Regions from separate parts of the Homo sapiens genome. Here region 1 is linked to region 2. Evidence: chromatin loops called from intact Hi-C (ENCODE). Cell type or tissue: HepG2. All regions are shown on one strand. Each heading gives the region's core, and the rest is flanking DNA. Links, peaks and the distances in the headings are about the cores only.

What was found. Hi-C counts contacts between places; a loop is a spot of excess contacts. Peaks named below come from ENCODE experiments on the same cell type or tissue, not always from the same donor. Only the 100,000 strongest peaks of a DNase experiment are listed, where the experiment ranks them.
Region 1: it touches region 2 in a loop (6-fold over the local background); 2 of 110 quality-filtered maps call a loop at or near these places.

Annotation. Positions count from the first base shown.
Region 1 is chr1:167,075,240-167,091,042 of GRCh38, reverse strand. It overlaps GPA33 (glycoprotein A33), which reads left to right and starts at 666. Exons shown (of 7, transcript NM_005814.3): 1 at 666-798. The coding sequence starts at 756. It overlaps LOC124904451 (a long non-coding RNA gene), which reads right to left and starts at 2,443. Exons shown (of 3, transcript XR_007066717.1): 1 at 2,359-2,443; 2 at 1,632-1,720; 3 at 1-257. RefSeq lists enhancers at 491-640, 4,256-4,755. In HepG2, for the core only: no CTCF peak of the experiment used is centred there; a DNase peak (open chromatin) is centred at 8,212; H3K27me3 peaks cover 2,052 bases.
Region 2 is chr1:167,697,088-167,712,890 of GRCh38, reverse strand. RCSD1 (RCSD domain containing 1) reads right to left here. Exons shown (of 7, transcript NM_052862.4): 6 at 15,049-15,792; 7 at 4,195-8,227. The coding sequence ends at 8,195. Among named protein-coding and RNA genes, the nearest start is that of TRP-CGG1-1, 9.7 kb to the left of the region's middle. RefSeq lists enhancers at 5,544-5,743, 14,583-15,265 and a silencer at 7,325-7,619. In HepG2, for the core only: no CTCF peak of the experiment used is centred there; no DNase peak of the experiment used is centred there; H3K27me3 peaks cover 2,892 bases.

The DNA.
Region 1 (15,803 bases), core at 4,721-12,720, 620 kb after region 2:
AGAATTATGGTCCCACACCACTGATCATTCTTTCAGTAGGGTGACCATCATCCAAATTTGCTTGGGACTGAGGGGGTTCCTTTTGGTTTGAAAACCAGGACAGTCCTAGGAAAAGTGAGACAAGTTGGTCACATGTCCCCAAGATGATCTTCTTTCACTTATGAACTTGCTACTTTCCCAGTCAGAATATAAACTCTGAAGGGGGAGACTTCCTGTTTTCTTCATGACTATATCTCTTGCGCACTGTGGGGTGGAGGCTGTAGAAGAGGAGAGAAGTAGAGAAACAGATCACATTGTGTCTTGAAGTGTTTCAGCAAATATGGGCAACACCCTTCTTTTACTAGCTTGGAACCCTACCTCTGAGTGCATTTCCCTTTTTATTATTTATTTCCTGTCAGTTATAAGAGAGGCCTACCCCTTTGTGAGCAGTCTAGGACTTTGTACACTTGTTAAGTAGGGAGAAGGCAGGGGAGGTGGCTGGTTTAAGGGGAACTTGAGGGAAGTAGGGAAGACTCCTCTTGGGACCTTTGGAGTAGGTGACACATGAGCCCAGCCCCAGCTCACCTGCCAATCCAGCTGAGGAGCTCACCTGCCAATCCAGCTGAGGCTGGGCAGAGGTGGGTGAGAAGAGGGAAAATTGCAGGGACCTCCAGTTGGGCCAGGCCAGAAGCTGCTGTAGCTTTAACCAGACAGCTCAGACCTGTCTGGAGGCTGCCAGTGACAGGTTAGGTTTAGGGCAGAGAAGAAGCAAGACCATGGTGGGGAAGATGTGGCCTGTGTTGTGGACACTCTGTGCAGGTGAGTAGGCCCCTTTTCTCTCCAGTGCCCAGGGGTGGGTGAGACATGGGGACCTAGGGCTGAAGGAGAGGCTCTGTCAGAGCCTTCCCAGGAAGGGCCTCCAGCAACACAGCTGCGTTCCTGCTGGGCCAGAATTACACATTCCGGACCAGTGCCCAGAATCAGAATGGTTTTTATTTACATATTAGTAAATAACATTCTAGCCCACTGCTGAAATGAAGAATTCAAAGTACTCTCAAGACCATATTTTCTTATCCCAAATTAGATTATAGGATCAGACACAGGATTTGACAATGTGGACAAAGTATTTGAAATCGGAGTTGTCCTAGAAAATCCAGGATGTGTGGATCTAGATATGTTCATTATCTAGTATATTAACGTTTGTGTTAAAACCAGAGAAAGAGACAGGAAACTGAGGCAGAAGAGACAATGCAACTTATCCCGTATCATTCACAGAGCAAGAGAAGATTCAAACCCTAAAAACAAACAACAAACTAGATGGGTCTTTTCCAAAGGCCAAAGCTCCTTGCCACTTCTGGGACCCTGGTCATTGAAAATTCTGGGACTCTGAGCATTTCCCTCTGGGAGGGAAACCTCCCAGAACAAAATCAGACATTCATGAGTATATGGTTGAATCCACATCAAGTGCTTAATAGCACAGTGTTCTGTGGGGACCTATGGAGTGTCTAAGGGTTAGAATGAAAGTCTTGGCATTAAGGTACCAACCATTTTGCTGGGCATTGGAAGGAAATAGAATGGAGAGAAGGAAGTTGAGAGACGCAGGGTTTGGCAAAGTTTAGGAATATCTTTGGTTTAGTGTATTTGGCCATCACCTTGCAATTCAGACACTGTTGAGGGCTTCCAGGATCCAGCTGCAACGGGGAGGAGAAGAGCTATACCAGGAAACTCAGGAGCACCAAGCCTGGGGAAGTGGAAACCAGGAGACTGGTTTAGAGCTCACTTTTTAGCATACACAGGAAAGCCCCGGGCCACGGGGCCTACAGCTCATTCTGGTTCTCCCAGGCCCTAGACATGCTTTTCTCTCAACACCTGGCCTTGGGGCTCTCGAGGGAAGGGCAGCCTGCTGCTGGGGAAGGGCTGGATCACACGGTTTGGAGGAAGATCTGGGTAAGATCATTCTCTCAGGCTGGCTCAAGTTCATCTGACTGAAGGCAGAAAGCCCCTCATCATCCACCAAGATGGACTGGTTGGCTCATTCCTTTATCCAAACAACTCTTTACTGAGCACATAGTTTGTGCAGGTGCCATAGAAGTGAGGAGTCTGGAATGATTAGTCATAAGTGGGCCTATCTCAGCCATCAGATTCAGGCAGGGAGGATGCTCCAGGGCCTGAGAGAGGGAGGCTGAAGGAAATACCCATCCTTCCCTGGCTGGGCCAGTGATTCTCCCATCTTCTCCTGGTAAGCCAGAAGCTCCTCCATGCCTGCACCACCCCAACCCCCAACACATATCCCCACACTTGTAGACTGGCTGCGACCCATGCATGAATAAAAATAAGAAATTTTGGCTTAGAAAAACGATCTTAAAACAAGATGCTCACCCAGCTTGGAGGGAAAAGTGGCCGTAACTCTGAATTGCCTGGAGCAGGACATTTTGCTTCTTCCTATGAGAAGGCAAGTGACCCCTGGGGAACTCACCCAGCAGAACGAGTCTTGGGCATGTTTTCAGACACACTGATGAAGTGTCTTCTACCTCCGCCCCATCCCTCCCACCACAGCCTGCCCAGCACAGAATCACGTGCCCACCAACTTTTCTTCCTCCATATCTTACATTAAGAGGAAGAAGGGGCCAGAGCAGTGGGGCAGGAGAAGCCAGGCTTGGTGGTCGACTTGAGGTATATAAACAGAGTTTACCAAATAGTGAAATAGCCATTGCCACTGCAGGTGAGCAAGGAAGACCTTCAAAGGTCGACCAAAAGCAACCAGGCGGCCCTCCCCACCATGCCTCATGAGAGGATACCACCTCTTCCTTTGCGCAGGTAAGGGAGACCCAGTTAGGAGCAGGGACATTAGGAAAGGCTTCCTGGAGGAGGTGGAGCTTGACTTGGGTTCCAGAGGACTTACTGGGCTTTTCTCTTCTTTCTCTTCCCATCTGACCTTTCCGAGGAATTGATTCTGCTAAGACCTGGGCAGGGAAGCACTGCACTGATGAATGGGCCTCAAGACTCAAGTGGTGTTGGAGGAAGCAGAAGCTATTCATAAGGTTCCATGCAGGGGGCACAAACGCAAGGCCGTGCTTTTAAAGTAGGGAGTTTAAAAGCAATCATAAAACCGACTAAAAGTTGGTCTGCTTTGTGTGTGTGTGTGTGTGTGTGAGACAGAGTCTGGCTTGCTCAGGCTGGAGTGCAGTGGTGTGATCTCAGCTCACTGCAACCTCCGCCTCCCAGGTTCAAGAAATTCTCCTGCCTCAGCCTCCCTAGTAGCTGGGATTACAGGCATGCACCACCATGCCCAGCTAATTTTTTGTATTTTTAGTAGAGACAGGGTTTCACCATGCTGGCCAGACTGGTCTTGAACTCTTGACCTCGCAATAAGCCCGCCTCAGCCTCCCAAAGTGCTGGGATTACAGGTGTGAGCCACCGTTGGTCTGCTTTTTATGATTATCATGTGCTGACAATTCTAAACAGAGTCAGTGACAAAACAGACCTCCATGCCTGGGAAATGTTCCACCCGTCCCTCCTAACACTCCACTGCCATCCCAGGGGACCAAAGGGGGCTGACCCCAGTGCCTCTTAACTGACTATGGTGTGGGCAAATGGCTTCACTTTGCTAAAGTCTTCTTGCACAGTCTTCTAGTCTGAAATGGAGGGGTGTAAAATTCACACTGTGCCCCAACAGGGCTATTATAGGTACTAAATGAGTTTGCACATGTAAAAATCTTAGAAGAGGACTTGACACATAATAACAACTCAATAAATGCCAGTTATGAGTGCAGTTATTATTATTACTGTGGGGGAATGTAAGTTACAGAAAATTAGTAGACTTTGGTGACCAATTATCCGAGAGCTCTGAGATGGCAGACACGTGCCAAGAAAGGGAGTCAGAGGTCACTGTGGATGAACCCTAAGTTATCACCAAAAAAGCCGCCATGCGCTGCCCCCTCCACAAGGCTGTTAGAGAAAATGCTCCAATGTGTGCACAAAATCAAGGCACTTCCATTCCAGGATTTTTTTTCAGCCACCAGACTTCATGAAAGATTTGATGTGCTGCAATGTGCCGCTGCATGAAAAGGGATGCATAAAGAGGCAAGCTCCAGGAGACAAAAGTCACTGAACAGCTCTGCTCAGAGCCAGTGAAACCTTTGAAGACCCAATCTCTCACACACACACACACACTTACTTACACACCCCACCTTCCTAGAATGAGAGGAAGCTTCCTTGTTTTTCTAAGTTAAATGAGAAAAACTCAGGAGAACTTTAACCTGGGAAAGGTGTAAAAGCTTTCTTCTCTCTAGAAAAAAATGTTTTTTCTCCCCCCATATAAAAAAGTTTCAGAAAACCCACAGGTGCTTGATCCATGAAGAGTTTTTGAAGGGAACCAAGTTTGCAAGTTGCTGACATTTTGAGGCTGATTGTGCCATTTTAGAACCCTTCCCTGGCATCTTTGTTAGAGGCACAATCCCAGCAGGAAGATTTTTCCTAAATGTGGTGCCCTACACTTGTCTGCTCTGAAGTGCCATGTTCGTGTGGATCACACAGGTGTGGGTTGGTCCCTGGGGTCTGCCCTATCACGATGGCCTATCTGAGCCCAGTGTCACATGTCTAAGCTCTGTGCAGTGGCCTAGCCTAAGATATGTGGTTTAGGGGCTTAGCCTCAGATGTGCACTTCTGATGAGACCCTGGACCTCAAGAGGGTAGTATTTGGGCCAGAGCCGGGGTGGTGTCAGCCCGCAAATGCAACTGCAAGATAAGCGGCCCGCCCACCATCTGCTCTGTGGCCCTGGGTCCTGTTGCCATTCCAATCCTAAATTAGCCTGGCTCCCCGCTGGGGCCTGGGCCCCACCTGCTGGCACCTGAGCACAAGTCAGAAGCCAGTGCTTGTAGGAAGAGCTCATGCACCTGGAATGAATCACATTGCCTCCCTGTCAGAGACGCAATCAGGATTAAAATGTCCTACTCTAGTCTCAGTCCCAGCCTCAATGGAGAAAAGATGTTATGAATGGTCGGTCTAAGAAGGTTAGGTGTTCAAAAGAGGAAGACTAATAGTTTAGGCCAGTGGCTCTCAACCCTGGTTGCCCATCAGAGTCACCTGGGAAGTGAAAATACAGATGCCCAGTCTCCCCCATACCTTCTGAGTCAGAATCCAGAGGGGAAGGATCTGGGTTTCTCTCTGGTTTTTGAAAAGTTACTCAGGTGATTCTGATGTGCAGTCTAGGTGTAGAGACGAATTGGAACTTAAGGAAAAGTTGGTTTAATGAACAGTTGCCTCTAATACACTGCATGTGACTTTTAGCTCAGTTTTGCATCATCCAGCTGCTTCTCCGGTTACTGTCCAATTCCCTCAATTTAGGGGGCTCAATGGTATGCATTCTCCCACATTAGTGTGCATACAAGTCATCTGGGGATCTTGTTAAAATGCAGATGATTCGGTATGTCCAGGGTAGGGCCTGAGATTCTGCATTTCTAATGAGCTCCCAGGGGATGATACTCCTGGTCCAGGGACCAGAGTCTGAGAAGCAAGGCCATAGGGAAGAATTGGTTCATGGGCACAGGTGTGATCCTCATCTTGCCTTTGCCCACCAGAGTCCCCTCTCAGGGCTTTTTGGTAATACAACCATGCTGCCTATTGTGATGCTGGTCACCAGGAAGCCTGGGGAAAGTGTGCCTGGCCCAGCATGTACTTGTAATCCTGGCAGTGTTTGACCTGGCTAATCTCTCCCGCATTTCTGAAACACTCTGTCCTGTTGGTTCCCATGAGACTTCCTCTCCTTGTTCTCCTCCTACATCTCTGGCCTTGATGTTTCCATGTCTCCTTAGCAGCCTCATTCTCCTCTGTCCTGCCATGAAATGTCAGAGTCCCTCACCCTCAGTCCCAGGCTCTCCTATTGTCACTCTACATCCACCTCCACCTCCAAAGCTTTAGTTGCCACCCATTCCCAGCTGACTTATAAATTTCTGTCTTCAAACCCAACATCTCTCCTGAGCTATTGTCTCACAAGTCCAACAGCCCACATGACTTCTCAACTTAGATTTGTGGAACACTGAAAACTCTCAAACTGAAAACAAAACTCATGATCTTTTTCCCCAAACCTGGGTCTTTCCCAGTGAGCTCTCTCTCAATAAATGACAAACTGTCCATTCAGGAATGAAAGCCAGAAACCTAGCAGTCATCTGTTACATTTTCTATTGCTGTGTAATAAACCACTCCAACATTTAGTGACTTAAAACAATAATAATCATTTATTTTCCTCTTAAATTAGCAATTTGGATGGTGTTTGGCAGGGACAGCTTGTCTTTGCTTTATGCTTTATGCTGGGTTGGCTTAACCGGCATTGGAAGACCCACTTCCAAGGTGGTGCACTCACTGGCTAACAAGCTGGTATATAGTCTAATTCCTCTCTCCAGGGGCCTCTCCACAGACAAGCTTGTGCCTCCTCATAACATGATGGCTGGATTCAAGAGTAAACATCTAAAGAGACAAGAAGTTAAAGCTGCTAGTTTCTTAGGGCAAAGCCCAGAAACTGACCCAGCATCACTTCTGCCATAGTCTATTGAGAAGCAGTCACAGAACCCAACTCAAAGGAGAGAATAAGAACACCTTTTGTTGAGAGCAGTTTAAAAGAATTTGGGGACCACATTTTAAAACCGCCACATCACCCTTGATCTCTTTATCCCCCACCTACAAATTCAGATCATCACTTTGTGTGATGATTTTAGCTCTCCAGCATTTCTTCAATCTGCCCGTTTTTCTCCATTTCCTCTGCCACCTCATGCTCCACACTGCCTCTCCTAAGCTACTGCCACAGCTGCCTCACTTGTCTCCTGAGCCTGTTTGCCCTTCTCCTAACTGCTGTCCACCCTGGAGCCAGAATGATCTTGTAAAATAAAATCATGACCATGTCACCACCTCTGCTTAAAGCCCTTCCATAACTTCCCATGACTATTAGGATAAAGACTCAAATCGTTGTCATGGCCGATAAGCGCCAGGCCCAGCCCACATTTCTGGCTGCACTGGCCATGTATGGTGTGATTTGAGTTGCTTGTAAGAGGATCTTGGTGGGGGCAGGCAATCTGGCTGAAAGGGTGGATAGCAGGATTTGTCCTCAACTACTTGGATGAGACAAGGATGCTGTTTTTACTTGTCCTGTATTTGGACAAGTTTATTTGGATTGACAGTGGGAGGCTAAAGGATATCATATGGGGAATCATACACCCCCAAGAAACCTCCCTGGTGCCATAGCTACACACTGGTTTGTGTTAGTTTCTGGAACATGCCTCGCCTTCTGCCACCCCCTGACCTCTGCATGATGCCCTTCCCTCACATCTCTTCTCCTATTTTCTCAAGGTTCACTCCTGCTTATATTTCAATCTCAGCTCAAAAGGCCCTTCCTCAGGGCACCCTCTCTGTTATATCCTCCCATCATATGCATGACACTCGTTACTATGGTGGTTTTACATTTATTTCTATGATTATTTATTTATTACCATCTGACTTCCCTGGAACAGTGAACGCCGTGAGAGCAGCAACTGCATCTGTCCCTGCCCCACGTTGTATCCCCAGAGTCTGGCATAGTGCCCAGGACACAGGCACCCAGCAGCCGTTTGCTGGATAGGTGTTAGTGAATGGGTGCCGACCCTTCTGAACCTCCCCTAGCAGCAGGCTGACTGGCTTCACCATTTCCTATCCTGCCTTTCCTGCTTTTCTTCCTCCTCCAGGCTGCCCCTGCTTGTCTCCAACCTCTGTGTTCCTAATCTCACTTGCTTCTCTCAAAATGTTCCTGTCTCACATTCCTTTCCTGGGTTTGATAGATAAGGGGCACTAGCTAGTTAGGGAGATGGATTACTCCACAGGTTAAAGTGACTTAGAGAAAGTCACTTAGTGTGTCTTCCCTGCCTCTCAGACATCACCTGCATTTTAGCAGGAGCTTCTGTGCCTTCTGTCAATGGTGGAAGTTTCAGTATTGCAAGAGCTGGTGGAGGACATAGTGGACTTGGGGGGAAGTTCAGTTGCCCCTCAAGCCACCCCGGGTTGGCAGCACTCAGGTTTTGCCCTCCATCGTCTTCTCTCTGCCTGCTCTGTGGGGCTTGTCTCTGTTCCCAGATCACCCTGTCCCCTTTCTGCCTGGGGCACCAACCGTCAAGCTTGGAACCCGCCTCCTTCCTGAGGTGTTTCCCTCTCCTCTCCTACCCAGTGACCTTTGGACTGCTTCCTCATTTTCTGCCCTGGTGAGTCAGGGATGCCATAAACACCAGGCATGGGCAGAACATGGCGACAGACAGACGCTTCCCATTAGGGCCGTCACAAAGTTCACTGGGAGAGGAGCATAAAACGTATATCTGTTGGCTAGAGCTCACGCCCTGCACGTGTCCACCAATGTATCTCCATCTGCATTTGGGGAACAGGTGACACTTGCCGTGAGCAAAGCTGGCTTTCCAACTGTGCCCTGGCCCTTCCCCTCCTCTCGGGTCCCCTCCCAGGCTAAGGTCTTGCTCCATCTGGTGTCTGCTGCACTTTCAGACTCTTCCTTGCTGGCAGCACCTTCCCTATAACCTACAAACCCACCTCCATTTCTCCTTCTTCAATCCCAAAGGGGCTAAAGAAATCTGCTCAGGATCCTCTGTGCCCCTCTGGTCTCAGCTTTCTCATCTTCCAGTGTTAGGTGAGCTCCTGACAAAATAGGCTGCCCTCACTGTCTCTACTTTTTCACCTCCTAGTTGGCTTTATTGTTAAAAGAGGGCTGTATGTTTGTTGCAGAGCATTTGGGAAATAAAAGTACACATAGAAGAAATCTCAGATTGCCCCACGATCTCAGAATCCACAGGTAACTGTTATTAATACTGTATTTTGGTGTATTTTCTTCTAGAAATATTCTCTCTCTCTCTCTGTCTGTGATTGTGTAGGACTGGGACACTGTTGTATGCACAGTTTTGCATCCTGCTTTATTCCCTTATATATGCAGTCCAACACCGTGAATTGAATCCCTCGGGTTCTACCTCCTCAATAAGCCTTCCCATTAAATCTCTTTTCCTGGTTTTAACTCAGCTCCTCCCCTACACACCTCACTCCCTTAACACTTCCACTTTAACACTTAATTGGGCTCTATTAGGATGCTGGCTGACAGTAACCTCTGACTGCTTCCTGAGCAGGGATTGTGCCACATACCACTCAATCAACAAGGCCTTATTAGGACCCAGCTCAGTGTAGACACCTGGCAGGTAAAGCCGGCAAGTGGTGGATATAAGAGAAGCCTGAGACTCAGACGCTGCCCCAGGGAGCCTGCCATCTGTTGAGGGAAGGAGCCTGATGCACAGCCCATATCAACACGAGAACTACATGTACCTGGGATACATCTGCCCGAAGTGGCTCGGGAAAGCCAGGCAGCAGGAAGGGCTGGGGTGGTCCTGGTGGGGCTTCCAAGATGGCGTGTGAACACACCTCTGATCATTTTTCTGGTGCCTTGCACTAAACTAGGACATTGGTAGAATTTTATTGGATTGATCTGAATTTATAGATGCATAAAGAATCATGTTGAATGAACGGTTCAACATTTATTGAGTCCTAAACCACCTCCCTCCCTGCCTCTCAATCTCTCCTCTCTCAGCTGCCAGTTTGAGAGCCTCCCTGCCCATAGAGGAAGGACAAACCAACCTGCGTGTGTGAACTGCCTTCTTCTCCCTAGAGACCAGCACTTTCTCAACACCAGCACATGGTACTTGGTCCTGGGGCTGGCTGGGTCCTTTCTGGCCTCCAGAATCTCCTCCCTAAGAACGTGGTTTCTCTGAGCAAATAGATTTTCCCAAGTGGAGGCATTACTGCCAGTTTCCCAAGGGCTCACATAATGTGCTATGTATGCCTCAAGCCACCGGTTCCATCAAGCATTTCATTATCCTCCAACGTATTATTTTCCATTTAGTTCTCAAGAGACCGTTTATTATCTTCTTAATAAACCTTAATTTTTTACAAGCAATCATCGAGACCTCAGGCTGGCTCTCCATATGGACCCCCTTAGGGAGGGGAAATGACCTCTCCCATTTCCAGCTGAGGTATCTTGCAGACTCCACTTCTCATCTCTGGGGCTCCTTTGGTCCTTTATTTTACTTTTGGTCAATTTCCAGCAATTCATTGAATAGGTTCTTCCACCAAGTTTCTCTGGTTTTAAATCCTACCCATCCTGTAAGCTTAAGTTCTCTATAATTCATTCATTTGCTGTCAAAAAACACGTATTGAGACCTTTTACATGTTAGGCACTTTGCCGAGCTCTAGGGATATGAAGATGAAGAAAACACAGGGCAGCAGAGGAGAGAGACATGACAACCTAGATTGCCTGTAGAGTCCTTTATGTCCCAGGGTAAAGGATATGCACTTTATGTGAAGTCATTCAACCCTCTCACAACCTGGAGTTGGATAATATGATGATGCTCACTTCACAGTTGAAGAAACTGAAGCCCAGAGAAGTTAATTCAGTTGCCTAAGGTTACACAGTTAGGAAAAGTAAGAAAGAGGATGCCAACCCGGATAGTTTGGCTGCAATGTTTGTGCTCTTGGCCATGCTGCTGTATTGTGTAATAAAGTTTTATGAGAGAGAAGCACTAGGAGGCAGGAAGCCATGGGTAGTAGGTGACACAAAGGACAGAGTTATCAATTCTTCTTGGGAAGGTTGGGGCATCTTCTTTAGGACAATGCATGTGCTATCATGCAAGAGATTGTTATGATTCCTTCCTTGCAGGTAAAGGCGCTTGCACTTCTAACCTGTATACCCCTGGAGGTTAACACATTGATACATTATTAGTTAGTAACACCTTACAGTAAATTAGCTTATCCGATGGATGCTCTTCTTGAGCATCAGAAGAGCTCAGCCTTGACAAGGAGAGTAGGGGAGAGAGGATGGAAGAAAGAAAATGTCTAGAGCATGACGGGCACAGGGCAAAGGGAGTGACTGGATGGGAGAGCCACAGCTACTGGGAGGAGGGTGGGCTCTGGGCAACTGGAGACCTGATATTCAATGCCAACCTATACAAGGAAGCGGAAAGTGAGGTAGCTGGAAGACTCTAAAAATGAGCTTCACTTCTCAACTTCCTAATCCCAGCTTAGATGTCCTACCTGGTGCTTTGGTCTCATTCACTGAGTACGGATGCAAAGACCCCCAGGAGAGAAAATGAGGGATGCAGTGCTAATAAGGATAAAGCCTGTGGAAAAAAGTAAAAGAAACTGGATTTATTCCAGATGGAGGTGAAAAAGCTGGTGATTGCAAACATCAGAAGCCTCTAAAGCTACAATGGCGAATTATTAAAAAGTCCAGCCAGATGTCTTCATTGCCAGTAATGTCAGAACAAGAGGATATTGACTGAATGGGTGGAAAGGATTTAGGCTAGCTATGAAGGATTCCCAAGATGGCTGTTGGCATAAAGTTCTTAAACACGGAATAACTTCTCGTCTCAAATTATGGAAAATGTAAGTGTGCCTCAGGGCACAGGATGAGCTTTTTAAGATGCTTCTCAGGTTTACAAAGAACATTGAAAGAGTGCTCCACATTTTCCACATTTGTGCAAGTTTTCTTTTTTTTCTTTTTTTTTTTTTTTTTGGAGACGGAGTCTCGCTCTGTCGCCCAGGCTGTGGTGTGATCTCGGCTCACTGCAACCTCCACCTCCTGGGTTAAAGCAATTCTCCTCCCTCAGTCTCCTGAGTTTTTGTAACTACAGGTGCATGCTGCCACACCTGGCTAATTTTTGTAGTTTAGTAGAGACAGGGTTTCACCTTGTTACTCAGGCTGGTCTCGAATTCCTGAGCTCAGGCAATCCGCCCGCCTTAGCCTCCCAAAGTGCTGGGATTACAGGAGTGAGCCACCACGCCCAGCTGGTTTTTTTCTTTATGAGCTCTTTCTTATTCATTCATTTCTATTTCTTCCTTCACAGGTCTAATAACATCAAATGGATTTTAACTCTCTGTTATAATGATCTCTAAAATTGATCTATTCTTTAGTTATAATCATTAGCAATTACTATTCTTTTTTGACAGCTCACCCATGGTGATGGTGAGTGCTGCCTCTTGTGATTAACTTCTACCAAGGATGCACCTCCACAACAGAGTATGAGACAAGGAAGCAGAAGTGGCTCAATATGAAAAATATATGTAATAGTAACTATCATTTATTGATTATGAGTTAGGAACTATTCTAAACAAAGTACCCATTTCATGTCACTTAATTCTCACACGGCCCGTTTCTCAAAGGAAAACTGTGTGGCACAGAGGTCTTAAGTAAACTGCTCATGGTTATATGTATAGTAAAGAAAGGAACCAGAGTTCCAACAGGGGCATTCTAGTTCTAGAATCTGTGCATTCAAATTCTATGCCATGCTGCCTCCTGAAATGGCCATGGAGAAGTTGTGCGATACAGAGCGGTACACGCTCCGGGATTAAAGTATCGAAGGGATGTTTCTGAACCAGAAGAAAGGGAGAGTTGGGAGACAGAATGAACGAGTGGTAGGAGTGGTTGATGGGAGTATATTGCCCTCCTTGGAAGGGGATGTTCAGAGAATCTGAATACAGCCAATTCGGCCATTCCATTTGGCAGAGTCTCGCCTCTCACAAGGATGTGAGGCTCCTGAGAACTGTGAGGTGCTAGAGAATAGTGGGTGTTGTTTCTATGCAGTTGCCAGCCCTAGTTCTTTTCCTACATAAAGGTCACACTGAGTTCTCTTCTATAAGCAAATACTGTACTTAGCATTTGGTTAAGAGGATCTAAGTGTATGTGTGAAGCTAGTCTATGTCCATTAATTTGCCAGGGTAAGAAGATGACTTTGTGGGCATCTATCTTATCTCCCTGAGTAGAGCAGGGGGCTGGTTTTATATGCTAGGCACATATTAAATACTTGTTGGTTGACTGAAGAAAGCAGAAGAGTTTCTGTGACAAGATTGAGGGGTGTGATGTGGTCAAGGAACAAAATAGGAAATAGGTTCTGTTGACAGCCAAGGAAAACACCATCCTCCTGTCCCTGCAGGCAAAAATTAGCACTTTTCCCTGACTGTTGGGCAGCAGCCCTATACCCTCACCAGGGCTGCCTCTATCTGAAGGACTTGCCAGCAGCTCTGCCATTTGTTAGCTGTCAAGCTGTCATATCTAGATAGAGCAAAGGGTTTAACCTTTTGGAACCTCAATTATGTCACCAGTAAAATAGGGAAAATACAAATGTCTATCATTAAAGAGAGTATGAAAATAAATGAGAGAATATCTGTAAAATACCTGTATGGTGCCTGTACCATTGAGATGTAATTAAAATAACATGAGATTAACAGGGAATTGAGAATGATTAACTCAATAGAGTGACTCATTTTTCATCCATTGATGGTTGACTTAACATTCCTTTAATCTTGAGTGAGCAGGTAATTAGACACTCCATTGTCTAAAGGAATGACTTAGTGGGTTGGTTCTCTTTGATTTGAGAGTGAGAATTGTTACTATCAGATAGAATTTGCTTGAGTTTTGGGGACCAACTGTGCATGGGCCATTTAGGTTCTGCCAGTGGCAGAAGTCCCTTAATGTGTAGTGTGTGGCCAGGGTGATAGACAAGAACAGAATCAGTGTAAAGTTCATGGAGAGGCCCAAGAGTGGTCACCGTGAGGACAGCGCTCCAGGGAAAATGCCCTGGTCCAGGCAAGGACAGAAGAGGTGAAGTAAAGATCAGTGGCAGTTGCCATGACTACACCAGGCATATGAGAAATGATATCTAGATGGGCTGTCTGCTATAGCTGGGAGCTGGGCAGACGGCACTGGAGGGCTCCATTGAAGCAAGTAACCTTCTGATGAAGGGTGACTTGTTAGTAATGATGACTAATGTGTTTTCTTCTCTTTTTTTTTTTTTGGAAATGGAGTCTTGCTCTGTTGCCCAGGTTGGAGTGCAGTGGTGCAATCTCAGCTCACTGCAGCCTCTACCTCCCAGCTTCAAGTGATTCTCCTGCCTCAGCCTCCTGAGTAGCTGGGACTACAGGCATGCACCACCACAGTCGCTAATTTTTTGTATTTTTAGTAGAGGCAGGGTTTTACCATGTTGGCCAGGCTGGTCTTGAACTCCTGACCTCAGGTGATCCATCCACCTCGGCCTCCCAAAGTGCTGGGATTACAGGCACGAGCCACTGCGCCCTGCCAGCAAATGTTTTCTGATAGACGAAGGTGGTGGAAAGACACCAGTCACATGGAGGGTCATTTGATAAGTCTTGGCCACTTTGGAATCACCTTCTGGAGCAGCATCAGTGACTTGGGAAGCCAACATTTGAACAAATTTTCAGGGGCTTCTGGCACTGGCATCACCATGAGGAAAATATGCAAATGCCAAAGAGGGGAAACCTGTTTTTTTGACATCTTCCTGTCTCTCATTCCCAATATCCAATACTCCCGGATATTATAAACTCACCCCAGGAGCTCACATGGCCCTCACTGTACAGTGCCCATTCCAGGAGGGTGGCTGACTTTCACCTTATGAAATACTGCTTAATGAAGTATGAACAACCCGAATGCTTCCCTGTTTCCCAGGAGCGATTTGCATTTTGAAAGAGAAGTGTGTTAATCCAGCTGGAATTTGCCTGGATAGTGGAGTCTTCCCAGCTGGGCGGGGGGACGGTCTTCAGCAGGACATTTTCCTTCTTTATGCTGCAGCCTCATCATGGGAACATTCAGTAAGAACTTGCTCACCCTTCTACCACCAAATCTACCAGCCCACTTGCACCTTTAGCCACATCCTGTTACAGTGGGTAGACAGCCCGGCATCTCTTCTAAGGCCTGTCCTCCCATAACACCGTACCCCCAGCCCCATTTGCCCTACAAGGACATCATTTCTGTCCCCATTCTCTCTTGGCTCATTCTCATCATCAACAAACAGTGTAAAAGTATTATTTTTTAAATCATCATACACATATTTTGGGAAAAAGGGCGTAAACTCCTCTTGACCCTATAGCCTCCTTTAGCTGCTACAGTCTCCCTGCTCTCTTCCCTTTCCAGCAAACACTGTCTGCTTCCTCTTGTCCCATCAGCTCTTGAACTCACTCCTTTCAGGCTCCATCCCCACCACCCCACTGCATCCACTAATGCCAAGGCCACCTCCATGTGGCCACATCCAATGACCATCTCTCTGCCCTCAGGTCCCTGGTTGAACATGTCAGCAGCATTTGAGTAGCTGACCTCCTTTGCTTTCAAGAAACTTTTCCTGCTCTTGGTTCTCTTCCTGTCTCCCTAGCCAGATTTTCCTACTTCTCCCTTACTGATTCCTCCTAATTTCCTCCATCATGAAGCACTGGAGTGTCCCAGGGTTCAGTCCCACATGTCTTTCCTGTCTTCATGCACTTCCTTAGTGATCCTCAACATCCTCTGACCTTAACTGATGGAGAGCCGGTGACTCCCAAAGTTGTGTCTCCATTCCGTGCCTCTGTGGCACTCCAGACTTACATAACTGCCTCATTGCCACCTCCACCAGGGTGTCTAAGGAGCATCTCAAACTTTGCAAGTCCTCAAACAAACTCCTGATCTGCCCCCTGAAACTTCCTCCTTCCTTAACTGTTGTCATTTCAGTAAACGACAACTCCATTCTTCCAGTTGCTGAGGCCAAATCCTTCTGTCTATTCCTGACTCCTGTTTTCCTCTAACACGCCAAATGTAGCCTGCAGTCAAATCCCATTGGCCCTACCTTCTAAATACATTCCAATTTGGATCACTTCTCACCACCTCCCCACAATCACCTGTGTCTAAGACATTAGCCCTCATCTGGACTATTGAGCCAACTCTTGCCTGATTTCCTTGCTTCCATTCTTGTTCCCCACCCCACTTCTATCTGTTCAC
Region 2 (15,803 bases), core at 4,708-12,707:
ATCTCAGGTGATCCGCCTTTCTCGGCCTCCCAAAGTGTTGGGTTGAGCCACCGCGCCCGGCTAGATATTGCTTTTAACACACTGTTTGGTAGTTTGAGGATGGGTCAAGGGTGGGGAAGGTTGGGGAGAGAGTTTTCATTAGGGCAAGTCCTGAGCAGCTAAGCGTCGCCCTCCTTCCCTTTGAGAGTATGCGTGCCTTCGCTGGGGCTCTCTCTGCCTTGCCTGAGCTGTATCCCACTCCTGGGAGCTTTGACATATTCCTGCCACTCACCATGTGTGTGGAACATGATAGAGGTGGACACTTCTATCTTTGCTGAGTATACACTCTCAAGGGTTTTTTGTTTGTTTTTGTTCGTTGTTGTTTTAATTTCCCAAGCCTGGGGAGAGGGATAAAAAATAAAAATAAGTTCCCAAGTCTGCTTTTCCACTCCGTTAAGTAGTTTGTAATGGCTTCATAGTATCCCATCAAGATAATGGCACATCCTTTTCTTAATTATTCTTCCACTGTATAAGTAAGTGGTGTCAAACATTTTGTTGAAATTTTGTGTATATACTTTTTTTTTTTTTTTTTTTTGAGACAGGGTCTCACTCTGTCACTCAGGCTGGAGTGCAGTGGTGCCATCATGGCTCACTGCAGCCTCAACCTCCTGGGCTCAAGTGATCCTCCTACCTCAGCCTCCCAGGTAGCTGGGACAGGCATGTGCCACCTACACCCAGCTAGTTCACCCACACCTGGCTAATATTTTTGTATTTTTTTGTAGAGATGGAGTTTCACTATGTTGCCCAGGCTGGTCTCCCAACTCCTGGGCTCAAGTGATCTGTCCACTTCGGCCTCCAAAGTGCTGGGATTACAGGCGTGAGCCATTGCACCCTGCCCCTTTCCATGTACTTTGGATTATTTCCTTAGGACACACTCCCAGAGTTGGCCTGGTCACAGAGACAAACACTGATCCTTGGCCACTTTTATAACTCTTGATGCAATTCTGTGCTAAGGAGCTTGGCTTGGCTGGTTAACAAGTAAGATGGAAACGTGGAAGAAGAGGAACAGTGGCTCTCAGATAACTTTAAAGCCCATGATTTGATCTTTTAATTTCATTTAAGGGTTTTGATGGCATCAAAGCTTTTGAGAATGCTGATAATAAGTATTGTTGATGATAACAATTTTGACTTGGGGTCAGATGCATAAAAGGGAGTAAAAGAAATTAGAAAACTAGTAAATCCATTAGGAGATGATTAGAATAACTCTGGGATGACATTATTGAAACTGTGAATGGGCATTTAAATCACTTGTAATGGGGATTCAGTGACTATTTAATAACTAAGATTTGCTGGCTACTGAATTCTTACCCAATTTAGGCTTAGGTGGTGCAGACTTGGCTCTGTCTAGCAAGATCAGTCCTTAGGAATAAGAATACAATTAATTACATGGGTTCACCACTCCAAGGAACCTTCTCGCTAACTTGGCACACAAGACTGGCCTCATGCTCATATGCTGAGCCTTGTTTGCTGCTTGTGGGGTTATGTACTAATGGACTAGAAGGCCATGGCAGTTGTCTTGGTAGGCTTGTGTCACGCACAGCAAGCCTTCCTCCAATTTAAACAGAAACTTGGATCTGACTGAAAATTTGTGTCTTTTTCCAGATTCTAGTCCAATATCCAGCAAAAGCTTCAGCTACATTTTACTAAACATATTTCTATTTGGTTTCCCTCAGTGATCCTTTTTATGAGGTTTAGATCATGTGTCCCTCTGAATTTTGCAGTCCCTTCATTGAATCACTATTAATGAATTCTTGGAATTGCCTCAGCCTCTTCATTTTTCATTCAAAAGGTTTTGCTTGTTTTTAAGTTCTGAGAGTACATGAGGTCAGAGGGGTAATATGAATCTCAGATGTAGATTGTGAAAGAACTGCTCTCCGCTGGGACACCTTCACTTTCACCAAGGAGTCTTATTACCTGTTCATCTTATTACCCTCTGTTTTATACAGACCTAGTTCTGGTCAGATGTTTCTGGTTAACACAAAAGTGTATCATTTTCATGATCAAACTTGTGATTCTTTATGAAGACATGCTCATGAGAGTATGTTACAAAAAAGAAAGAGAAAATTAGATATAGTAAAATCCCAATTTTGCACCAACCAAGAATTAAAACAAAACGTATATAATGCACTAAAAAAAAAGAAGAATATCCATAAAATAGTAACATTAGTTATCCCTAGATAGTGGACTTAAAAATACTTTTTTGTTTGCTTCTTAAAATTTTTTCTTCCCCTCCACCAATTTTCTAAAATAAAGATGCATTGCTTTTACAATGAGAAAAAAATTAGGATAATTAACGTTTTTAAGCCACAAAGAAAACAGGGGTCTTGAAACTGCATTTCTTTGTTCTTGGTAGAATGGAGACACAGAATTAGAAGCAATGTAAAACAGGCCCTTTTGTGCTTCTCCATCCCTTCTGCTTCCAGAGGTGGTCAATAAGCCTGTTTGTATCACTCCTGAGAGGCCAGGTGCAACTGTGATGGGGATGTGCCTGGCACCGTCTAGCATGTGTGGCTTCCTTAGATAGTCAAACAGCAGTGACTAGTATTGGAGGTCCTATTGTTTGAAGAGGCTATTATTTTCTTGGGGGGGAATGAGTATCTGTGTCTTGGCAATATCCATCCTTTGAGTACCAATCATATAATTATTCTAGAATTTTGTTTCTGCATGCTGGTTAAAGTGCAATTCAGTCCACTCATTCTTTAAAACAGAAGCACCTGGTAAGTGTGGTAACTGACTTAGGGGTTTACCCAAGTTAGAGTAACTTTCTCTAATTTCTTTCTTTTCTTTTTTTTTTTTTTTAGAGACACAGTCTCACTCTGTCGCCCAGGCTGGAGTGCAATGGCACAATCTCGGCTCACTGCAACCTCCGCCTCCTAGGTTCAAGCGATTCTCCTGCCTCAGCCCCCGGAGTAGCTGGGATTACAGGTGTGCGGCACCCTGCTCAGCTAATTTTTGTATTTTTAGTAGAGACGGGGTTTCACCGTGTTGGCCAGGCTGGTCTCGAACTCCTGACCTCAGGTGATCCACCCACCTTGGCCTCCCAAAGTGCTGGGATTACAGGTGTGAGCCACTGCACCTGGCCACTTTCTTAAATTTCTATGTAAAACTACATCATGAAGGACTAGAGTCATATTACTTGCAGGAGTACTTGGGGGCGGGAATCCTAGCCTTTTTTTTTTTTTTTTTTTTATTGAGACCGAGTCTCACTCTGTCACCCAGGCTGGAGTACAGTGGCGTGATCTCAGCTCACTGCTGCCTCCACCTCCCGGGTTCAAGCGATTCTCCTGCCTCAGCCTCCCCAGTAGCTGGGATTACAGGCACACCAACAGACTCAGCTAATTTTTGTATTTGTAATAGAGACGGGACTTCACCATCTTGGCTGGTCTTGAACTCCTAGCCTCAAGCTATCCACCTGCTTTGGCCTCCCAAAGTGCTAGGATTACAGGCATGAGCCACCGCGCCTGCCCAGAATCCTAGCCTTTTCTGACCTCTTCCTTCGGCATCCTGCTTCCCTCATAGTGTCTTCCTGGCTGCTCCAGGCGGAGGGTGTTCAGCTCCCATGGAGAAGCCCCACAGCTTTTCAGGATTAGGGGGATGTGTAAGACATCTCTTAGTTCCTGTTTTGGATGTGGGTGGTTTTACTGTTGGCTTCCTTTACCCTCTGAGGCATGTAATACATTCATCATCTCTTCCTCCTCTGAGGAGTCTCAAAGAACCAGTTTCCTGCCCCATTTGACCACAGTGGGACTTTGCTGGAATTCCCACAGCTCTCCTGGGATTTGCGGGCAAAACTGGAATAATGGTCTCTTGTCAGCATCCATAGCCACTGTGATCAGGACATCCAGCACAGGGCTCATGGGGAGCCTGGGTTACCCCAACAAAACTGGGAAGGCAGAAAAGTGTGTCTCCTGACCCTAGAATTTTGTGCACTTTGCTCCTCTTTTGTAACCCCCTCTGGGAAGGGTCTCAAGAAACTTCTCACACCAAGGTGTAAATGACAAAGGAGGCTCCAAATAATGATCTCTCTCAGAAGTATTTGCATATTGAAGGAAGCCAATGATGACATTTCAGGTGTCTGCTGTCAGATAAAAGAGGTGTTAAGCAGGGATGACTGTTGAAAATAATCCCATCTCAGCTCTGAAATCAATTCAGTCATTCATGATTTAACAAATATTTATTGAATACCTACTATGTCTGAGGCACTGTGTACAATGAAGAATAATACAAACACATTGTACTCCCCTAGAGCTACAGGTTAGCTCTGGGCACAGTAATACATTATTACATAAAATAATGAGACTGATTTTCTTGGGTGGCTTATGAAACCTAATCCCATTTTATGTGAGCATTTGGATTTTGTTCAGTGCTCTTGACATCTTCATAAACCACCTGATCATGCATTATATAGAGACATTGTTTATCCTTTTTTCACGTGGTCCATCGAGCAAAAACTTGACTAGAACTAGTTGGGGTCAAACAAAATTTAATTTTGAAGCAAACAATGGGATAGTAATTGGGTGTTTCAGGTTTTGCCCTATGGGAAACAGCTGTTGTTTTTTGCCTGCCAGCATAGCTTCTTTTGGTAACAGCACCCTGATTTCACTTTGGGGAATCTTCTTGCTCACCTTTGCAAGCCTTGTAGAGAAAGTGCAGGATTGACTCACCTAGCTCCTAGCTCCAGGAGAGGGCACGCAGTCTCTGCATCTGCTTGGTTGTAACAGTTGATTCAGGTATAGACACGTGAGTCACACAGGGCCTATGGAAAGCCTCTACAGGACTTTTTCCCCACAGTAATGGTGAAAGAATAAGCCCTTTCACTGGGTTTGCAGGCTGGGAAGAACCTACTTAAGAAAATGACTGGCTGGACGTGGTGGTTCATGCCTGTAATCCCACTTTGGGAGACCGAGGCAGGCAGATCACTAGAGGCCAGGAGTTTGAGACCAGCCTGGCCAACATAGTGAAACCTGGTCTCTACTAAAAAATACAAAAATTAGCTGGGCATGGTGGTGCATACTTGTAATCCGAGCTATTAGGTTGGTGCAAAAGTAACTGCAGTACTTGGGAGGCTGAGGCACGAGAATCGCTTGAATGCAGGAGGCAGAGGTTGCAGTGAACTGTGATTGTGCCACTGCACTCCAGCCTGAGTGACAGCGCGAGACTCTGTCTCATTCAAAAAAAAAGAAGAGAAAAGAAGAGAAAAAAGAGACAGCCTTGGCTGCAACTATTAAGGAAAACTAATTAAATAAGTTTTTAAAAAAGAAAAAAAAAAGAATATGGCCAATACGAGGGAAAGCAGAGACCAATACCATGAGAGATTCCTGACATCACTTGGGTGACTGTATTTAGGTTTGTTTTTTTCAGTTCTATGAGGCTGAAAAAGGGGGAGAGATTCATTGATCTGTATAGTTCTGTTTTTCATCAGCTAGTTTGAGTTGGGTTTCTGTCACCAGCAGCTGGGTGAACTTGTTCATTCAGCTGTACTAAACACATCCCTAATCAAGAAAACCTAATCATAAGATGATGAACTGGTTGCCTTTTCACGCATTTATTTCTTTGACATTTATTTATTGAACATGTAGTTAACTGGTCATAGGACAAAACCTGCATGAAAAACTGGGCATTGTTCAGGGTGATCTCCGTGAGGGGCCTGGAGTTCTGAGGCCACTGAAGCTTACCTAGTTCCACATGCAGCTGAAACAGAATCCTAATCCCCTTTTAAATAGTGGCAGATCCCTTCAAAGCATCCAGGTTTTTTTTCTTGCTCCCTCTCTGGAGTAAGGAAGGACACAGTTTGAAATTCAAGCTAGACTACAAAGATCGTGGAAGAATGACTATGACTATTTCTTTAACTCTGTTGCTGTAGAAGAATCCGTGTTTTCTTTCAAACCCATTATGGAAGCCTGAAAGAAACAAGGTCTTCCTGGCCTGTTAATAACTTTGTGCTACCTAAGACACAGATGAATTTCTTTAATCCCAAATTTAGAAGTTCCAGTATCAACCATGCAAATAAAACACCTGATCATGGTTGCTTTGAGAAAGGAGAGTTTTAAGCAGTGGGGCTGCAGCACCAACAAAAATCAGTCCCTGTACTTCATGAGTTCCCTGCCAAGAGCCCCCTTTATTAATGAACAAGCCCTGGGAATGGGGCCTCTATTTTTTTCACAAAATACACCAAATAATGTGACTAACAGGAGACTTGGGGGATAGAAAGGTATTCTGATGCCCACAAGCATGGTGCCGCAATGTCACATTCTTGTCATTTTTACTGCCCCTCTCTCGTCTGCTACTATGTTTAGACCCTCCAGAAGAAAAATGCAGTTTCATTTTTCATATCTAAACCCCATACTTTCTGTTCCATGCCTTCCTCAAGTAAAGTGGCCCTTTTCATCACACATTCACAATCATGCACATATTCACAAAGTACTTGCCCAGATAGTGCATGTGTATAAACAACCCAAAGACATATATAAATAAAACCAAGTATTGTTTAGGGGTAGACTTCTCTGTCAATAAATGGATGGTAGCTAGATTGATAGCAAGCTAGCCAGCTAGATAGATAGACAGACAAGTTTATAGATCTCAAAATAATTGACACACACATCTCCCAAATTCTGCTAATATCCAAAGTTTATCATAGCTATGACAATATCAGTCCCAACCAGGTTACAAGTTTGTTACAAATTACAAACTACTTAAAAACAGTTTTGAAAAAAAATATATCCCAAATATTAACACTAAACACTACCCTGGAGTTAGAAAAACTGTAAATGGGATGAGGAAACTGAGGTACCAGTGGTGACATAAGGCCTTTTTGTCTGACAGACTGTTTTCTGAAGTCAGTGTAGGATGTAGTCTAACAGACCTCCAGAAGAATAATTCTTCCAACTACCAAATCAGCACACTGAGACATTAAAATACTCAAATCAGAATAAGGACCGACCCTAAGTTTAAATGTGTATTTGGATTAACATTTTTCAGCAGGAGTGTATGAAGAGGGGAGAGGATACAAGTCAAAGACTGGGTAGTCAGGCCCCCTGTCCCTTGCAGAATCCCTTACACTCACCAAACAGAATATTAAAGCAAGAGCTACCCAATAAGAAGAGACTAAAGACCCCAACTCACTCCTTTTGTGTTGGGCAGAAGAACCTGGGCTGTGAGTCAAGAAAAGCTTCCCAGGGAAACTAAGAAAAATGTTTTAATTATGTAGCTTGCACATAATGGTACTCAAGGCACCTCCCAGGAAACATCTAATCCATGCTCAAGGATTCTGGAAATGCAAATTCATCCTCACAGGATCAATCGGAGAGCCAGCATTATTCAGGTATCACTGCTTTTCTTTCAGGAGGAGATGCAACGCGGGACATGAAACCTCCTGCCATTCTGCCTCTCCATGGGAGTTCTCCACATTCTCAAGGGTGGGAGAAGGGAGTGAGCCGAGCCAGCGACCTCCCATGGTGGTCACCAACTGGAAAACCACAGGACAGGAAAAGCTCCTGCGAATGGAGCACTTTTTTTTTTTAAATGTTTCAATCATTATCTCTTCTAGTCCAGTGTTTTAAAGACTGGTTGGCCAGTTCAAATTTGGATCAAATTGAAAAGTTGTCTCTAGGGTTTTGATACAATTTAGGGTCTTCTGTAACTTACAGGGTTTCTATTTTATGTTTATGGCCACCTAAAATTAGTTTTTAACTGATATTTGAGAACCGTAAACACTTTAGAACATTAAAAAGGAACTTTACCCAAGCAAAATCTGATCAGCTAAATTAGAGCTCAGTTAAATTAGAGATCAGCTAAATTAGCTGCAGGGATAGGTGGGTGTGGATAGCATCCAGGGCTCCACAGGCTGACCAGTGCCCCTGGGACTCATCACCACAGTACATTGTTTTAAGTAAGTTCTTGTTGTTGAACCAAGTCCATCAAATGACATAAACTCAAGCTGATAAAAGTCTGCTGCCCTCAGATTCAGTCTCCATCTGCAAGGGAACGTTTGGTGTGGAGGCCAGGAAATAATCCACCCTGTGTCTTCAGGCTGACTCCAGACACTCAGCATATTCTGCCTCTGCAATGGCTTCGTCTGCTGCTGCTACAACTGTTGCTGCTACCTGCAAAGAGATGTGTCCAGCAACTTCATCACTGGGGCACAATGAGCTGTTCTTCACATTTTAGTGTCCTGGACAGGAGTGTCATCCTGTGAACAGGGGAGGAAAGAATTAATTAGGAAAATGGTGAGGAAATCCTGACACTCAGCATCCCTCCTTGGGGATGATGGATCTGGCAATAATAGTAACAGTAGGAGTAATAGTAAGAATGATAGTCATAAGAATGCTATGTGCCCAACTTAGTTTTTTTTATGCATTGACTTATTTAATCCTCACAAAAGCAATATGAGGTAGTTACTTTTATTAACTCTATCATAGGTGAGGCAATGAAGGCACAGAGAGGTTATTTCCCCTAGGTCACACAGCTAGTAAGTGGTGAAGTCAGGATTTTAACCCAGGGATCAGAGCTTGAGTTGTCCAGTACTAAGTGACCCTGCCCACCCTTGATGCCTGAGTTCCCTCTATCTTGGCCTCTTACCTATTCACTCATTCCCATTCAATGTGCTCTCCTGAAACACTGCTCAAGATTCTTAGGCAGCATATAAATGGAAAAAGGACAGAAAGAGTTGAAAATAAAAGACCAATACTTGAGTAAAAGGACAGTAAAGTAGCTATTTATTCAACAGTCATTCCGAAGGTATTACTTTGAGATCCTTCTGTGCTAGGAGCTGTACCAGGACTCCAGCCTCGTCCCCATCAGTTCTTTTGCTGAGAAATGGAAACATTTGGGAATGTAACCACAGTACAAGGTGGGGTGTGATGTGGACCATCCTAGTGGATTATACTGAGCAGGGGGGCATTTGTCCTCAGAGCAATCAGAAAAGGCTTGTGGAGGGGAAGATAGAGGTGTGGTGAGAGGACTTCCAGGTACCAGTGAGGGCTGGGTTAAAGTGGGCTGCAGGCAATTTCAGCTGGCAGTGCAGGCATTTGGGCAAAGAGGCTGTGGGAGTGGGTGAGGAGATGCCTTGCCTAATGCAGAATGGTGGAGGGTGCAGGCTGGCTGGAGCCCCGGCCCCACTATTGGGGAGCATGGAGACAGTGAAGGTTAGGCATGTGGCAAAGCCCAGCCCATGGAGGAGCATGAACTCCATTTTCCAGTGGGCAGTATCAAAGGGTTTGGGATAGGAGAGCAGACAACCTATGGTATTTATAGGAAGAGGCATTTGTCACTGATGTGTAGGGTGAGTCTGGAAACCAGGAATTCTGTTAGGAATGAGTTGTGATTGTAGAGATAGAAAAGAAAGGCTAGCACTGGTATCATCATAGAGATGGGGTTGTGCCATGTTGCCCAGGCTGGTCTCCAGCTCCTGGGCTCCAGCGATCCTCATGCCTCGGCCTCCTAAAATACTGGGATCACAGGTGTGAGGCACTGTGCCTGGTCACAATTCCATTATTGATTGAGCTCCCACAAAGCGCTGGTCATGCTCGGGGCTGAGGAGGGTCAAGGAGGAGCGGTGGGTGGGAAAGGGGAAAAGGAGGAGAGACAGAGGGATCTCTGGCAAGGACAGTTAATGTGTCTGAGGGATGATTGAGGTGGGAATGCAGGGAGTGTGTCCCCAAAAGAACTGAGAAGAAATAGGGCCAAGAACTGAGTCTGTTGACCTGCCAGTTAACCAGGAGGGAGAAGAAAGAAAGAACAATGTTAACACTACAAAGTTACAAAGGTAGGGGATTCTCAAGAGAAGGATGTATTTCATCAGCTCAGGGAGAAAAGAATTTCAAATCAAATGTTGAGAAACCAAGGGGAATGACTTGGAAAGCAATTGAATCAGGCAATTAGGAAGTCGGCACTTATTGTTAATACAGCAAAGTCTCAGATTTGATATCCAAATATTTCGAATGTCTTTGTTTGGGTAAGTTAGTCTCTGGCATAGCTGAGTGCCCTACACAATACTGGATACATAATGAGTGTTTGAGAAACACTTGATAAATTTTTATTTATGTATTTATGTATTTATGTATTTATTTTATTTATTTTTAGACGGAGTCTCTGTCACCCAGGCCAGAGTGAAGTGGCTCGATCTCAGGTCACTGCAACCTCCACCTCCTGGGTTCAAGCGATTCTCCTGCCTCAGCCTCCTGCATAGCTGGGATTACAGGCACACGCCACCACCCCTGGCTAATTTTTGTATTTTTAGTAGAGACAGGGTTTCACCATGTTGGCCAGGCTGATCTTGAACTCCTGACCTCAAGTGATCTGCCCGCCTCAGCCTCCCAAAGTGCTGTGATTACAGGTGTGAGCCACCACGCCCAGATAACACTTGCTAAATTTATTTTAAGTATTAGAGTTGTATCTGATTCTGTGCCCTCTTTTCAGGGCGACTTTTCCTTATAAACAGAATCCTAAGTGCAGTGACTTGATACGTCCAGCTTGCCTATGATTGAAATCCCCAGGATGACTCCTTCTTTCAGTACGATATGTTAAAACACTTGTGAGGGGCAACCTAACAGTAAGGTGACCCTTTATAGTGCTTTCACACGTCTGATGCCTTTGGCGCACTTATGGAACTTTCCCCTGTTTTCTCTCGAAGAACAAATTGCTCCAGCCTTTGTGCTTCACATAGCACCCTTCTAGGGCAGAATCCCATTTATTCTACTGCCTTGTCGTTATTTGTTTATGCCTCTGTCTTCTTCACTTTTGACTCCCAGTATCTCACATAGTGGTAGGGATAACGGGTGCTTGTTAAATGCTGATTGCATGAATGCAACCATAATTAGTTTGTCTGATCAATCTATTTCTACCGACAGAGGAACAAGATGGGAATTAGGTTAGGGGGTTAGAAAACTGCTTAGAGGTGTGTGCTGCCTCTGGGGGATCCAGGAAAGACCTGGGACAGACATGGGTGCCTGAGGAAGCCCATAACTCAAGGGGTCAACCTTGTAATTGTTCTTACTGATGGTTCCTTTTGCACTAGTGACTCAGGCATTTTGATTCTGACCTTGACCTGGTTTAAGAGGAACAGGGAGGACTGGAGACAGTGCCCTCTTCCAGATTAAACAAATTATGCACACGTGCACAGGTACTTTGTAAGCAGTTTATTCTGATGATTGGGCAGGTGCCTAATATGTCAACATTGACTGAGCTCTGTGACCATGGACAACTCCTGTCCTCTCTTGGAGCCTTGGTTTCTTTCTCTCTCTAAACTAGGCTGGGCATAGTGGCTCCCTCCTGTAATGCCAGCACTTTGGGAGGCTGAGGTGGGCAGATCACTTGAGGTCAGGAGTGTAAGACCAGCCTGGCCAATATGGTGAAACCTTGTCTCTACTAAAAATACAAAAAATAGCCTGGCATGGTGGTGCGGGCTTGTAATCCCAGCTACTTGGGAGGCTGAGGCAGGAGAATTACTTGAACCTGGGAGGCAGAGTTTGCAGTGAGCTGAGATTGTGCCACTGCACTCCAGCCTGGGTGACAGAGCAACACTCCATCTAAAAAAAAGAAAGAAAGAAAGAAAGAAAGAAAGAAAGAAAGAAAGAAAGAAAGAAAGAAAGAAAGAAAGAAACTAGGCAATTGGGTTAAGTGGCGTCAAAGTTTGGCATCTCAGAGATGACCGAGAGGAAAAGCATTCCTCTCATTCCATTCAGAGATGGAAGTGGAGCTACTCTTTCTCCATCTGAGCTGCCTATTTGGGAGGAGAGTGCTCTTGAGGTTGCTGGGCATTCTCTTCCCCTGCCCAAGGCTCTGTTGGGAATACGGAAGTGGCAAGGCTTGAGAGATTACCAGTGAGCCTGCCCCAGAGCTCCTGGAGTTCCCGCAGGAAGACTTCTTCTACCTGAGACCTCCCTGAAGCAGCCCTCTTCCCTACTAGCTTTTCAACCAAAGTGACTTTTCAACCCTTCAGGATTGGAAGATGCTGTCAGTGAGATGGGGAGGTCTCTTGGCAAGGCAGGTGTCTCCTAACCTGAAAATAAGATGTAGCAACCACTGGCAGGTGACTACTTGGACCCAGTGACTTCATCCTCAAAAAGGACTAACAGATTGGGGCATGTATTTGCCTTCTCTAGACCTGGTGGAATCTCTCAGTTCCAGAAAATCCTAAATGTAAAGATTGCTTACTTAGAATGGAAAGTTTTTTTGTTGTTGTTGTGCTTTTTTTTTTTTTTTGAGACGGAATCTTGCTCTGTCACCTAGGCTGGAGTGCAGTGGCGCGATTTCCGCTCACTGCAAGCTCCGCCTCCCAGGTTCACGCCATTCTCCTGCCTCAGCCTCCTAAGTAGCTGGGACCACAGGCGCCCACAACCACGCCTGGCTAATTTTTTTTTGTATTTTTAGTAGAGACGGGGTTTCACTGTGTTAGCCAGGATGGTCTCGATCTCCTGACCTTGTGATCCACCCGCCTCAGCCTCCCAAAGTGCTGGGATTACAGGTGTGAGCCACCACGCCTGGCACTGGAATGGAAGATGTTAAAGAAATCTGGAGCACCTCTGCCTAACAACTTAACCCAGGGGTCTCAGTCATACTTTATGAGTCTTTGGGACTCACACATTTTTCTCCCTGATCTAGCGTGAGTGAGAATAACGTGAGGGCCCCAGGAGATCCCCTAAACACATCAGTTCCTCTTCTACCTGTACTTCTATCATTAGAGATTATTTCTTTTGGGTCAGACAATTTTCTGTCTTCTTTTAAAATCCATTCATTCACTCAACAAAGATTTTTTTAAAGAACCTACTATGTTCCAGGTTCTGTAGCAGGTGCTGGAGATGCAGTGAGGAAAAGGAGTAGAGAAATACAATTAAAAAATACACAGGAGAATTTCAAATAGTGATGTGTTCTATGATAAAAGTAGAATCGTGGGAGAAAATAACTGATGGGATGGAGGGAGGTCCACTTAGACTGAGTGGCACAGACAGGCCTCAGTGAGAAGGGACCATCTGAGCTGAGCTCTGAGCCGTGGGTAAGAAGCGGCCCTGTAAGGATCAGAAGGAATGTCCCACACAGAGGGGACAGCAAGGATAGAGCTCTGAAGTGGGAATGAGCTTGCTGTATTGGAAGAACAAAAAGACCTCAGCATGGCTGGATCACAGTGAGGGGGAGAGTCAGGGAGAGGTGGGTACATCCAATCCAAACCCATAGTACCTGTGAATTTGACCTTATTTGGAAAAAGGTTCTTTGCAGATGTAACTAAGAATCTCAAGACAAGATCATTCTGGATTTAGGGTGGACTCTACATCTAATGACTGACATCTTTATAAGGGGGAGGAGGGGGACTATGAGACACACAGTAACAGTGAAAGGCCGTGTGATGGAGATGGAGGCAGAGACTGGAGTGGTGCATCTAGATGCCAAGAGATGCCATGAATTGCAGCAGCCACCAGGAGCCAGAGGAGGCAAGGGAGAATTCCAAGGGTTGCAGGCAGCTGCCAGAACTTAAGGGAGAGGAACAGATTCTCCCCCAGAACTGCTAGAGGAGACCAACCCAGCCAACAACTTAATTTTGAAGGTCTGAACTGTAGAGCTGTAAGAAAGTATATTTCTATTGTTTTGAGCCACCAAGTTTGTGGTAATTTTTTATGGCGACCCTGATACAAGAGGCGAATAATTTTAGCAAAGAGCAGTTGATCTAAAAAACAAACCAAACCTGCTGGTTGCTGTCCAGAGAATGGATTATATACGCAGGGGGAAAAAAAAGTGGAAGCAGGAAGCCAGAACTACTGTAAGGCCGGGCGCGGTGGCTCACGCCTGTAATCCCAGCACTTTGGGAGGCCGAGGCAGGTGGATCATGAGGTCAGGAGATCGAGATCATCCTGGCTAACACGGTGAAACCCGTCTCCACTAAAAATACAAAAAATTAGCCGGGCGTGGTGGCGGGCGCCTGTGGTCCCAGCTACTCGGGAGGCTGAGGCAGGAGAATGGCGTGAACTCGGGAGGCGGAGCTTGCAGTGAGCCGAGATCCCGCCACTGCACTCCAGCCTGGGCGACACAGCGAGACTCCTTCTCAAAACAAAAACAAAAACAAAAACAAAAAACAAACAAACAAACAAACAAAGAGGCTACTGTAGCAGGAAGCTGATAGTGGTGTGAGTAAATGAACGCATGAATGAATGAATGCACTAACAAAAGCGACGGGTGAAACAATTGTGGGTGACTGACTTGATGAGATTGTTAGGGACTCTGCAGAGCTGGTTCTGCTCTTAAAGCATAGATAGGTGAGCTCAAGATGGGCTTCCTGGGAGCTGGTGGGGAGCAGACAGGTGTAGAGGAAAGGGCCAGTAAATGCAGGCCCAGGCAGGAGGGCAGGGACTGAGTCACCCCGTCCTCCTCATGTGCAGCAGATGCCCAATCCCTGAGAGAGAGTGAACGTCCCAACATCACATGCAGCTTCTTTCTCTGAGGGCCAACTCAAATACTACCTTGGCCCTGAAGCATCCCCAGCTTTTTGTCCCATCCACACACAAATTGTTTCTGCTACACTTGCACTTTGGGCTTCCCTGGGAATGCCCCCTGTCCACTGCCCTATTCCACCTTGTTCATGCACATGAAAGAGTTGCTGGTCTCATGTGCTAAACTGAGATGATTTTTAGAAAGGAGCTCCCCTTTCTTTTTCATCTCTGGATCCCCTGCAGCAGCATGCCCAGGCTCCTGCACTCAGCAGGCTTCCATAGATGCTTGCAGGCCTCAGTTACTGAGCCGTGCCGAGGCTCGGTCACTCACACACACCCAGAAGCTTGCCAGAACTCCAAGTCAGCGAGAAGTTGGCAAGAGCAGAAGACACACTTCCTCTTTGTGTCCTTTTGTCCCCTCAGCCTCAGCGACAGCCTTTCTCCAACAAGTTGGCACGAGGCAGGAGCCTGGCACCTTTGTTTCTGCATGTCGAGCTGATTTATGAAGGGACTGTACGGAACAGGACATGTGACAGAGGCACACACTGGCCCTGGCACTGCCTTCTGCATGTGAACGAGCCAGGCCACCTACCTCCGGCTTGGGGACTGCTGGCTCGCTCTGGACCTCACTGCTGGTCTCCAGCTGGGCAGGGCCGGTCTGGGGGCTGCAGCCTGGCTCGAGCACTGCCCCCTCCTGTTGTTTTTCCTTGCCTTTTTCCTGCTTGGGGACATCTCCGCCCTTCACTCCTCCAGGGGGACTGTGGGGGGTCTCCTTCACTGCAGCTCCCTCCTCCAGCTTCTTTGTTTCTTGGCTGTCATGTTCAGGTCCCACCTCTTCATTTTGCACCCTCTCCCCCTTCACCTCTGTAGCCTTTTCCATCTCTGCTTCCTCTCCAGCTGGCTTTTCCTCCCTGGGGCTCCCACACCTATTTTCTGCCTCTGGGCCAGAGGTCTGGGGCGATTCCGGGACCTCCTCTTGGGCCGGGTGCTGGCCGTCCACCTCCTCTGAACTCCGCCTGGCCTTTTCACCGTTCTTGGCTTCCTCTGTGGCCCTGTCCTCCTCCTGCTTCTCTGTCCTGCTGGGTGACCTCCTCAGAGGAGGCTTTTCAGCAGGTCCCAGGGTTCTCACTCCCTCTCCCGCTGCTCCCTCACTGGACAAAGGGGATCCTGGGGCCTTGCTCTTGGATGGCAACACTTCATCCCCATCCTCTTCCTTAGCACCGTTCTGCTGAGATGACTCCACCGCCCTGAAATCTCCAAGTTCTCCACAGTCTGACTGTGACCTTCGGAATCGCCTGGAGGGAGGGCGCCTTTTTATTGAGCCCCTCGTCCGCACCTAGAAGAAAG